Regions from separate parts of the Homo sapiens genome. Here regions 2, 3 and 4 are each linked to region 1. A link is a contact called in ENCODE Hi-C data. All regions are on one chromosome and are shown on one strand. The core of a region is the stretch at or near the end of the contact, and the rest is flanking DNA. Distances in the headings are between cores, read along the strand shown.

Region 1 (2,700 bases), core at 58-2,557:
GGCAGTACTACAAAAACCTACAAAGTTCCAGAGCTGGGTGACACCTTATCAGCCTTCTCAGGATCTGTCGGAAACCGCAAACGTAAAAGCAAAAAAGTCACACGCACTGAAGGTTTCTCAGCAGAGGAGCTCAACTAAAGGGCTAAATAAAAGCACGCGGGTGGCACACTGAAATGTCGTAGAAGGCAGGAAGCCCCGCTACTATGAACCTACAACTCTCCGTTTGCGGCTGACGCATCGCTCCTGCCCGCACGCACCTGGGTCCGTGCCAACAGCACCGGGCAGCCCTCGCCAGGCACCTCCAAGGACTCTCCACCTCCCCGGCGCGTCCTACACCTGACGGCCGAGTTCTAAACCTGGCGGAAAGGTGACAAGCGACGCCCTCCGCGGAACCCGAGGGCCGGCTGCAGCGAGCTCTCCCCGGGCCGGGGCAGGGGTCGGGGGGCGGCTCTCACTCCCAAGGGGTCCCGCGCCGTGCCCTAGCCTCCCCGCGCCGCTGACAGCCGGGAGCGGGCGACAGACGCAGCTTGCGCCACCTCCAGAGCCCACTCCCCGCCGCAGCCCAGAGCGCACGCCCTCGGGTGCCCAGCCGCCCACGCCCCGCCGAAGCACGCCGTCGGCCTCTGGGGCCAAGGACGCGGGCCCAGGCGGACCGCGGCGCGGGCGGGACCGGACGCCCAGGAGGCGCCCCCGCGGGACCGCAAGATGGCGGCGGCGGCGGCGCCAGGGCCGGGCTCCCCTCCGCCTCGCCCCGGCCGGCGCGCGCACCGCAGCGAGGGCGGGCGGGAGGGGATGAAGCGGGCCGGAGCAAGGGGCAGGCCGGCCGAGGTGGCGGCAAGAAAGCAGCCGGGAAAGGGAAGGCGCCGGGGCGTGGGGGAGGGGGCGCTCCCTCGGGCCAGGGCCGCGGACGTGCCCTCCGCGCCCCCCCGCCGACAGCCAGCGGTCCGCGCGCCCCACCCCACCCGGGGGTGTCCCCGTTCTGCCTACCTTTGAATTTGAGGTCTGTGGGCGGATCGAGGACCAGGATCTGCTCGTGCTTCGCCATGGCCCCTGAGGCGGACGCCATCGGAGAGACAGCGCAGAGCGGGGGCGCGCCCGCGGCGGCGGTTTGCTGACTGGGGGCGGGGGACGACGGCGGCGACGGCTCGGCCGAGCTCTAGGACGAGGCCAGGCTCGCGGCTCCCGAGCCCTAACGCCTGCCGCTGTGTCACCGGTTCGGTGGGCCACCCGCTGGGTCAGCAGCTCCGGGTCCCACAACTGACTCAACCCCACACCAGCCGCCACGGCCACGCGCACTTGCGAGCCTCGGCGACCCACGTGACGGCCTCTGCGTGCCTACGTGCGCGCCCCCGGCCGGGAGCTTCTAGCGCTTGTCCCGCCCTCCAGGCCGGCCTAGCGCGGCGCGGGGCTGCTGCGCCTGCGCGCTCGCGGCTTGCCGCGGCCCGGAGCGCAGCCCAGCTGTCAAGGGAACGGGTGTGGAAGGAGGCGGGGCAAAGGTCCGCGGGACCGACGCGATGCGCAGCGCAGGGCTGGAAGCGCAGTCCTCTGTCACCTTGAGCTCCGAGTACGGAACTAGAGAAACTGCTCTGGCAGCGCATCACACTCTTCCAAGTGGGAATGCCCAGTGGAAGGGACAAGTAGTAGTAGGGAAGCGCCCACTCACTACAACTCCCGGCATGCCCCCTGCGGGGCGGGGCCTTCGCCGAGGGCCTGGCCCTTTGCGGCCCTGCGCGGTGCTTGCTGGGAACTGTAGTAACGGCTGTTTGAGGGTGGAAAGGAGAGCTAGGTCTGTTGGAGGCAATGGGGTGGGGTTCGCGGACGCTAATTTTGGCTCTCAGAGCGCGTCTAGTTTGCGCTAAAAAAGAAAAAACTTGAAGACTGAAACGAGGCCCCAATGTTAGAAATATATTAATAAAATCTGCCCTGTGGAGAACAGGCGTGGGGGGATGTGTCCGTTTGCTCTAATTCTATCCAGTCCTCTGTTGGCAGGGCTGCATTCCCCGTGGTATCCAATTCAGCCTCTCCTGCTTCCTGAGTTCTCTCCAGTGATGCAAAATCAGATAAGGAAACACACCTCGTCTAGGAAGCAAGGGGAAATATGACAAAGCACACAGAAACTAGAAATAAAAGTCAAAAATCTACACCATCGAACCCAAATAATCTTCTTCAGTTTTAATGATGGACCCAAACCAAAACAGTTCTCACGTTCACATGTTAGAAACTAACTCCATCTGCATCACTTACGATAGGCTGTAGTAAACTGAACCAAATAAGAAAAATCCCAGCAGCAAACTTGCTGACAAAACTTTAGCCGATTGCCAGGGTAGTCCGGTACAGGAACGTCAAATGAAACCAATGTGCTGTAAATAAACCTTTATTGTATTTTGTGATACGGTTTGAATTTAAATCCCTAGGTAGCGCCACGAAACAAAAGACATATTGATGCTACTGCCATGGAGCAGCACAGTTTGTCTAGAAAATAAACGAGACGAAACAGCAGTCTAGAAGTAGGCACCAAATCCAAGTTTTCATGTGCGATCCAGGTATTAGGGTCCATCCAGGAACAGCCTGCTGGAATTGCTAGCCTGGCATTCACAGAAGATTGTGCCACCCACGAGGAATGTGTTTTCAGCCCTGAAATTCCTGGGAGTGAGAGGTGAAGCCAGCTGGATTTCTGGGTTGGGTGGGGACTTGGAGAAC
Region 2 (2,765 bases), core at 68-2,567, 3.0 Mb before region 1:
AACTCGAATGTGAAAAAGGATAAACTATCCTTCAGATTTCCAGTTACTCTGGAGTTGTCGAGAACCAAATAATCCGCACTCCAGCTTTCATTCATCCTGCAACACATCTGGGAGGTTCCTAAATCTCATGTAGCATCCCCACATTAGAAATTCTGCTTGTAGGCCGGGCGCGGTGGCTCACGCCTGTAATCCCAGCACTTTGGGAGGCCGAGGCGCCGAGGCGGGTGGATCACGAGGTCAGGAGTTCGAGACCAGCCTGGCCCACATGGTGAAACTCTGTCTCTACTAAAAAATACAAAAAAAAAAAAAGATTAGCCGGGGGTGGTGGCGTGCACCTGTAATCCCTGCTACTTGGGAGGCTGGGGCAGGATAATCGCCTGAAAGCGGGAGGCGGACGTTGCAGTGAGCCGAGATCGTGCCATTGCACTCCAGCCTGGGTGACAGAGTGAGACTCGGTCTCAAAAAAAAAAAAAAAAAAAGAAAAGAAATTCTGCTTGTCGGAAGTGTCTACAGACGTTTACGGGAACTTCAAGAAACAAACCCTCCGATTCCTGGGCAGCAAGCAGGGAAATCATTGGATGTAAATGGTTTGTATTTTTCTTCCTCGGCGTAACAAAGTGAGCTTCTGCTCTGAACCCACGGAGAAAACCATGTGCCCTGGTGAGAGAACACCGGCGGGGCACAGAACTCGACGCAGCGCCAGCCAGGCAAAGTCTCCCACCAGGTCCCACTGCAGGTCGTCGGGTGAACAGCGCGGGCAAGACCCACGACGCCGAGGCTGACGGTGGGATGCCCCTGGGTTCCCGCCCGCAGCCCCGGCAGCGCGGCCTGGGAGAGGGCCCGGCGTACCCTGCGGGCGGGAGCGCGCACGTGGCACCAGCTGCGCAGGCGCACGGGAGGGCGGCCCGCGAGGCCGCCGTGACCCCACAATACGCGGGCGGGGAGGGCTTCCGCTCAGTCCAGCCAGGGCTCGCCCGCCACCCCACAGCTTCCAGCGGCGTCACTGAACCAAGACACAGCCCCGTTCCCCGCGCCGCCCACCCACTCCCCTTCCTTCCTTCCGGGGTCGGCCCCGCCCGCAAGCGCCGCGCGCACCTTAACGCTCTGATCGCTGGAGCAGGTTGCCATCCGCCGCCCGTGGAAGTCGAAAGAGACATCGTGGATGAGATCCTTGTGGTCCGCCGCGATGCTGCGAGCCACAAACATGGTTTCCGTCGGGCCCGCGCCTCCGAAGAGGACAGTGGCGGCGGCAGCGGCGGCGGCGCGTGGCCCGTAGCCTAGCCAGACCTCGCAGCCCGGGAGCGCACGGCTTGTGCTGCCCACGCCCCCGCACCGCCCCTGCCTATCAAGCCCCGCCCACACACCCTCCGGTCCTTCAAGCCCCGCCCCACCCACCGGCCCGTCAGGCCCCACACAGTCCCCTGGCCCCTCAAGCCCTGCCCACGCCCCGGCCCGTCATGACTCGCCCCACCTTCCGGTCCCTCAAGCCCCGCCCCGCCCCCAGGCCCGTCAAGCCCCGCCTACCCTCCCACCAGAGCCGTCATGCCTCGCCCCACCCTCCCGCCCCCTCAAGCCCCGCCCTGTTCCCGGCTCGTCAATCCTCGTCCCGCCCCCGGCCCGTCATGCCCTACGATCCTGGTGCGGGTTCCTCCAGGCTCTGACCGTTCGGCGGCGGAGGGTGCTCTGCAAAAGGCGAGTTACCTGTGCTGAGAAGTAGTAAGAGCTTATTGGTATACTGTGCAAATGAAGAAAGATGAAAAAGTGAAGACTGCCTCTCACGGTCCTCGGCCCTGAATCATTTAAGTCGACGTTTGGATGTGTTTCCCCCCAGACACATGCGAGGCGCGCGGAGCAGGTGGAGAAGACGAACCGTGGGTTTGGTCAGGAGCCGCGCTCCGTCGGGACGGCTGAAGAGCAGGGAGGGCCGGGGAGACGCCTGAGGGGATGACAAGCAGTCCAGGCTCGGCAGCCTAAGAGCGAAGGCTGGACGGGGAGGAAAGGATCAGAAGTAGTAGTTTAAATGTGTCAAGATTTTACAGGTAGAACAGGCCTGGGGGTGCTAGGAGCCACCACGGGGGTAGGGAAATAGTATGAATTAGAAGAGTCCGCCTGTAGAAACGTGTCATCCCGGGGGAAGGAAGCGGCCGGGGAAGTGGGCTGCTTGCTACCCGGGAGCCAGAGTCCTCCGGGGAAAAGGAAGTGAAGAGGGCCAGAGCCCCTGGGAAGAGGCCTGGCTCAGATCAAGGATTCTGCCAAAACCGGAAAGTGGAGGAGCCAACGACTCGGGGGGTTTTGCTTATCAGGAAAAGGCATTCTAGAGGGCGTAGTGGTAAAGTTAGGATGGGAGACAGTGGAAGCTTGCGTCAGGGGAGCGAAAGTACAGAAAAAAAAAAAATGAGGCTGCAGAAGGGACTTGCCCTTTGGATTTTGGCCAGGAATGACAAAAATGTGAGGTATGGTAAAATTAGCAGGCTGGAAAGTTTTTTAAATGATTAGTCCCAGCTGTCCCCTGATGGATTGCACAGAAACCTGCAAAGAGAAGTGGCGCAATGACCTGACCTTTTTCAACCATAAATAAGATTTTATTGCTACTTTAAGAGGTGGGCCCCACCTCTTATGATAACTGATAACAACTATAACTTTTTTGAAGGTCAAAGACACTCATTTCCAAAGAAAGTGCTCACTATAAAAGTCCAATCAAAATATATTGATTATTATAAAAATATCAAAACAGTTTAAAAATTGTTTTAATTAAATTTAAATAC
Region 3 (2,700 bases), core at 195-2,694, 4.7 Mb after region 1:
ACTTTCATAATATAAAGTCTCTAATTACCTGAGAAAACTGCAGCCCAAAAATCTAAAGTGGCTTACCCAAAGTGAGGAAGTTAATACTATTCCTTTTAGTCCAAGAGAATAATGCCAACTGGATACAGCTCAAAGACTGCACCATTCCCATTATTTTTTGCCATTAGTTACGTTTAATTTTAAATATACCATCTTTGGCAGCAAAAATCAAGCTGGGCTTTCCTTCTCCTTTATAAATTGCATATATTTTTAACATATATTAACACTTTAAAACCGTGGGGTGGAAAGTTTAAAATGCCATAAAATAAGAATCATATATGCATTCTTTACACTGTAAAGCATTTTACCAGACATTAGAATCTGCATTCAGAATTCTTTCTCAGAACGTAAGTGTTCTTGAAGACATATATTTTGTCTTACTAATCTGTTTCTTCCAAGCACTACTGTACTAGGCATACGGTAAAGATATACATTCAAGTTTTAAAAGTAAATACTTTTTCCTGGTAGTGGCCAGGGCCTGCGTTCCTCAGACCAAAAGGCGCAAACTGGCATTGCTGTGATTTCAGAAGAGAAGTGAAATGTATAAAACGAAGTAATTCTGGGGAAGGAAAATGTCACAATTTTTCTTCAGTGTTGTCAGGCACACTAACCCGGGAAGCCGTCTCTGGGCCTGAACTATCCAAATTAGTGTCCGAGGAAGTGTGACAAATGCAGGCCCTTCCAAGTTTGACCCTGATTCTCAAAGGTGGCCAAAAGCCGTCTCTAGAAACGGCGGTGGCAGCGGCGTGATTCTGGGAGGTCCATTCAACTTTTAACAGGTCCTGGGCAGTGACCGGGTTGCTGGGCAGTGCAAAGGCATAGAGATTGGCGAGAACAGGCGGCGATCAAGCTTCCCAGCGAGGGTCAAAGTCCAGCAGCTTGGAACTAGTGAGCCGGGCTTGTAGGAGTGAAGCGGCTCGCGCGGGCCCGGCCGGCAGCCGCTCCCCAGACACCGGGGATCCGGCCCGACTGTTTCCTACCCACGACGGCGAAGACCCGCTACAGCGCGTCCACGAAGCCCCAGTACTGAGCCAGGACGGGGCTCTCCCTCTCGATGTAGGCGACTACGAACTGCTCCGCCAGCCGGTGAGGCAGCTAATTAAGAAAGCCACCTTCAGGATGTCTTTCGAGAATCTAGCCTCGAAGAAAGTCATGTAAGAGAACGCCTGCATCAAAAAGTCGGGAGGCCGGGCGGAGTCGCCGTTAAACGTCCAGGGAAAGCCACCAGGTGGGCCGGCGAACGCTCCCGGGCCAGCAGGTAGGCTTTCTCGCACAGCAGCCCCCGCACCCGGTCCGTAAGCTCGTTGTTCTCCCTGCGCCGGGCATGGTTCTAGGTCAGGAGGTCCTACATCATGACAGCCAACGCGTCCATCCTGCGCCTCCCCGCAGGCCTTGCTCCCCGCTCGGTCCCTCCCGGCCGCGGCGCTGCCGGAAGTGCGTGTCGGCGCGGGGGCGGATCCCGGTGGCGGCGAGGGGCGGACTCCGCGGACAAGGCCAGGCCTAGCCTTGAGCTCCGTCGGGCAGGGCCGCCGGGATTGGTGTCCGGCAGAGCGTGAGCCCAGCGGGCTGGAGTCGGCGAGCGGGAGTGAAAGAAGAAAAGCTAGAGAGCGAAGGCAAAGCCCGAGGAGAGAGGGCCGCGGTCGGCGGAGGAATCTGACTGCACGGTTGCGTGCGCTCACTCCCGGAGGGCTCCCTCAGGCGGGCGGCTCCGCTAGTGGCTAAAGGCAAAGCATTCCGGGGCGCGGCGCATGAAGTTGAGCTTCGTCCCTGCTAGCCGCCGCTTTCTCCCCAAAAATACATCCTAGCCTTAATGTTTATGCCTCCATTGCCCCAGTTCTTATCTGTTTTGCTCAATGTCTCATAGCTACAAGAAGGCAATTTCTGACGAAGCCCTCCGTCCCTTCCAAATGGATTATTTTGGCGGGCTTCCACCCGGACAGTATGCCACCCGAATGACTGGACAAGTGCACGGGAGCGGCTGTCATTTGCGGAGTGCGCCTTGCGATCTAGGCGCCTCACAGCGCAAATTATCCAGTAATTTCTCTGAAATCGATGCTGGTTTGTTTTCCCAAGGCAAATCAGCAGCTTATACAGACATTGGGGCCACAAAGCCGGTGGAACAACGGGAGACGGCTTCCTGAGTGTCAGGTCCTCCAAGATGAGCTTAAACTTCGGGTGGTGGGCAGGCTCGGTAGGCGGGAAAGGCCCGTGTCCAGATGAATGCAGTCCATGTTTATATTGATGAAAGACACGTATACCATTTGGTCCAGCTCAACCATTCTTAACAAGTGCTGGCTGTGAGCACTGGTGTGTGTGTGCCTGCGTGCAACCAGCAATGTAAGTGATGACCAGCTGCATGATGCCTTAATTTGAGTGGACAAAGTCGGTCAAGAACCACTTTCAGGCTTCTGGGTCTCCAAGTCTTTGTCTCCCTGTATCCAAACGAGGCATTCCAAGTTTGACAGCATGGAACATTGCATGTCCGAAATACCAACCGTGAAACTGGGTAAAAAGCTTCAGGAGGTGATATTGATGTGTATAGTTTAGGAAATAAAACCCAATACTTACTTCAAAGAACGTAATTTGTGGCTTTTTAGAGAGAAGGATACTTTGACAGTTTTCATTTGTCGTCTACATGTATATGGTACGTTTCATTCTGCC
Region 4 (2,700 bases), core at 152-2,651, 3.1 Mb before region 1:
TCAACAGAGCTTTGCTAAGGGTGCAAAGGTAACAAAACCCACGGGAAGATTCCTCAAGATGTAACCTAATACCTAGTCTCTTCTCCAGAAAAGATTACACTTGTAAACCATTCATGGACATAACACATTCCTAAAGGAAATTTCCTTTAATTTCTCACATTATTGCATTACCCACCCCTCCTCCATCATCTCAAGTGAAGACAATATTTTTCTTCTATCCTATTTGAACTGAGTGGCTATATTTGCAATTTCTCTTGCTATTTCCTTAAAGTAGTGACCTCAAATTTCACATCTGGACTCACTAATTACATTCCTAGGTACATAAAAGATTACTGACTATAGTCATTAATCGTAGGTCTATGTATACAATTAAACACATTTAAAAGCACACGCCGTGGAACCCAAAGCCGAGTCAAACTTCCCCAAAACTCATCATTTACTCTTGGCACTTTAAGATATACTTTAAAACTAGGTAGGCATTTGGTATATTATTGTTCAAGGCTTGCCGTTTTTGCCTAGAAAACTGAAATTTGGAGAAAAAGTTGATTTTGGAGCAGTAAAAACGCCAGTCGAATGACCTCAAAATAGTAAGAGCAAATGGAAATATGGTCATATAAACAGCTGTTCTCCAAACGACTGACTTGAAGAGGTCCTCATGTTTTACTAAACAAACTCTGAAAGTAACAGCAAAGTAAAAGTAGAGTGTATTAACATTCGTCTCATTTCACGTTCTGTTGATAATGAAATCATAGGCAAGGAATGTAGGTAAACTATTAGGAATAAATGAACGCAACCTAGCAGAAACCAAATCAAGTGAGTAAACGGAAGACAAGGGCATTAAGTTAAGTTAACAAGGTTACTTCCTGGGTCAGAATTTTAAACAAAAAGGAGGAACAGAACCGCCCATCACAGGGCACATAAAGGAAACATCACCGGTCACTTCACAAGCACACTGCAAGAAACTCCAGAGGGTAGCACGGAGAGGGCCTGTCCCTCAAGAGGTGGAAGTCCCCAGACAAGAGGGGAGGAAAGAAGGACGTGATCCCCTAACAGTCTGTCTCATCACGCCCGGCCAAAGCCCGATGACACAGAGGCGTGCAATTAATCCCAACCAGGCGGAGCTCAGCTCAGAGGCTGCGCCAGGCGCAGAGGCGCGGGAAGCGCGGCAGTCCCCTTGCTCGCGCCCTGAGGCCGCCCCACAGCCTGCGCCCCCACCCGGCCCAACCGTCACTGTCCCGTCGGTCCGGCAGCCGAAACGTAGGCCAAAGGTGCATGCGTCTGCCTCCCGCCTAGGCGCAGGCCGAGGCACCAGCGTCCCCCCTCACCGAGCCCGCGTCCCCGACTTCGGAGGGCAGTGTGCAGCGGGAAAGTCCACGGACTGAAGAGGTGTCCCAGGGCACTGCAAGTGCGCGTGCGCGTGGCCCCCGCACCGGCTGGAGCCCGGAACGGCCGTACCGCGCCCGCCTCTGGTTTACGTCTGTTCGCGGCACCAGGCAAGGGGAGGAGACTGAGCTGGCTTTTGATTGGACAGCGGGAAGACATGGGGCGGGAAGAAGCCCGGTGATTGGTGGGGACAGCGCGTTCCTGGATTTGAAGCGAGGAAGCCGCGCGCCCTGCGAGTCCGGAGGAGGAAATGGAGCTCTGCGCTGCGTGGGACCCGGGGGACGGCTCCCGTTGGCGCCGCCTTCAAGGTCTTGGCGAATTTGAAAATAATGCTTACTTTATTCAGTTTGGGTCTCCAGGGCACCGCCAGTCACTCTATGCGCAAAGAAGTATCCCCCGCCAACAAATCCCCCCCGATAGGTTTCGTCCTTCCGTGGGCAGATGCAGACCTTTCCTGTTGGTAGGCGCTGAAAGGCGTCAGGTTTCACCTTCAATCAGCTAATTCCTCGGGATCCAAGTTTCATGACATTTCGCCACATCTAGTCGCCTCTTTGTGACAGAGTAGGCTTTGTCTCGATTGCTTCCTACTTTTCTCCATCCTTCTTAGGCCACAAAACCCATCACCGCCATCTGCTCGGCACAGGCCCTTAACTACTTCACTGAGACCATGCCTTTCACTCAAAATGTATCTCAGTCTTTTTCAGTAAGGTCCCTTATCTCAAAATTTATTCCATATAGTCACAGAGGGAAAAGAGTCCCTCTTTTCCAAAGCTAACTCCTTAACTTCGTTCAAGTTACTGAAAGATGTCCGGCGCACCTTGGAGGAAAGAAGAGGGAAAACGCAAAGTTTAGAAGTCCCTAGACCTGAGGTTACTTGGTGGGGAAAGACGTCTGTTTACTTGACCACTTTCTACCTCCTGCAAACATGGCTCACCTGTCATTCTTGGATATCCTCTCCACTGGTTTCCTTCTCTCTGCCTACAAAAATGCAGCACCTCTCTACCCAAACACACACACCACACACCCATACACCACACACACCACTCACACCACAAACCACACACACCCACATATGCACCACACACACGTGTGTGACACGTATACACACATCCATACACAACACACACCCACATACACATCACCCACACACCACACACACCCTCCACACACAAACACCACTCAAACCACACACCCACACACACCCCTTCCTTGATTCTGTTTCATCACCTAATGACCATTCTTGTTTCCTTCCCTTAATGGTCTCCACTTTTTTTTCCATAGAGGAAGCCAGGCTTCCACTTTTTACACCTTATTTTG

Evidence for each region. Hi-C counts contacts between places; a loop is a spot of excess contacts on that map. Pooled maps may share reads with other maps.
Region 2: a map of B cell shows a loop between it and region 1 (21-fold over the local background). The contact joins the promoter of SEH1L here to the promoter of VAPA in region 1. A Hi-C loop is called at or near these places in 2 of 168 maps with a recorded cell type or tissue (B cell and CD8-positive, alpha-beta T cell) and 9 of 50 pooled maps.
Region 3: a map of B cell shows a loop between it and region 1 (20-fold over the local background). The contact joins the promoter of LINC00667 here to the promoter of VAPA in region 1. A Hi-C loop is called at or near these places in 3 of 168 maps with a recorded cell type or tissue (B cell, CD4-positive, alpha-beta T cell and naive thymus-derived CD4-positive, alpha-beta T cell) and 10 of 50 pooled maps.
Region 4: a loop to region 1 is called in a map of CD4-positive, alpha-beta T cell, with 6 times the contacts of the local background. The contact joins the promoter of CEP192 here to the promoter of VAPA in region 1. A Hi-C loop is called at or near these places in 2 of 168 maps with a recorded cell type or tissue (CD4-positive, alpha-beta T cell and naive thymus-derived CD4-positive, alpha-beta T cell) and 7 of 50 pooled maps.

The regions. Positions count from the first base shown.
Region 1 is chr18:9,912,623-9,915,322 of GRCh38, reverse strand. VAPA (VAMP associated protein A) reads right to left here and starts at 1,307. Exons shown (of 6, transcript NM_194434.3): 1 at 988-1,307. The coding sequence starts at 1,066. It overlaps LOC124904245 (a long non-coding RNA gene), which reads left to right and starts at 1,375. Exons shown (of 2, transcript XR_007066284.1): 1 at 1,375-1,611; 2 at 1,990-2,390. RefSeq lists an enhancer at 188-805 and silencers at 323-1,112, 1,323-1,372.
Region 2 is chr18:12,946,563-12,949,327 of GRCh38, reverse strand. SEH1L (SEH1 like nucleoporin) reads right to left here and starts at 1,317. Exons shown (of 9, transcript NM_001013437.2): 1 at 1,096-1,317. The coding sequence starts at 1,206. RefSeq lists an enhancer at 137-738 and silencers at 670-769, 780-1,129, 1,170-1,619.
Region 3 is chr18:5,236,844-5,239,543 of GRCh38, reverse strand. It overlaps LINC00667 (long intergenic non-protein coding RNA 667), which reads right to left and starts at 1,444. Exons shown (of 3, transcript NR_015389.1): 1 at 495-1,444. LINC00526 (long intergenic non-protein coding RNA 526) reads left to right here and starts at 1,515. Exons shown (of 1, transcript NR_026849.1): 1 at 1,515-2,700. RefSeq lists an enhancer at 929-1,108 and a silencer at 1,329-1,498.
Region 4 is chr18:12,990,063-12,992,762 of GRCh38, reverse strand. It overlaps CEP192 (centrosomal protein 192), which reads right to left and starts at 1,401. Exons shown (of 45, transcript NM_032142.4): 1 at 1,326-1,401. RefSeq lists a silencer at 1,140-1,219 and enhancers at 1,700-2,079, 2,470-2,700.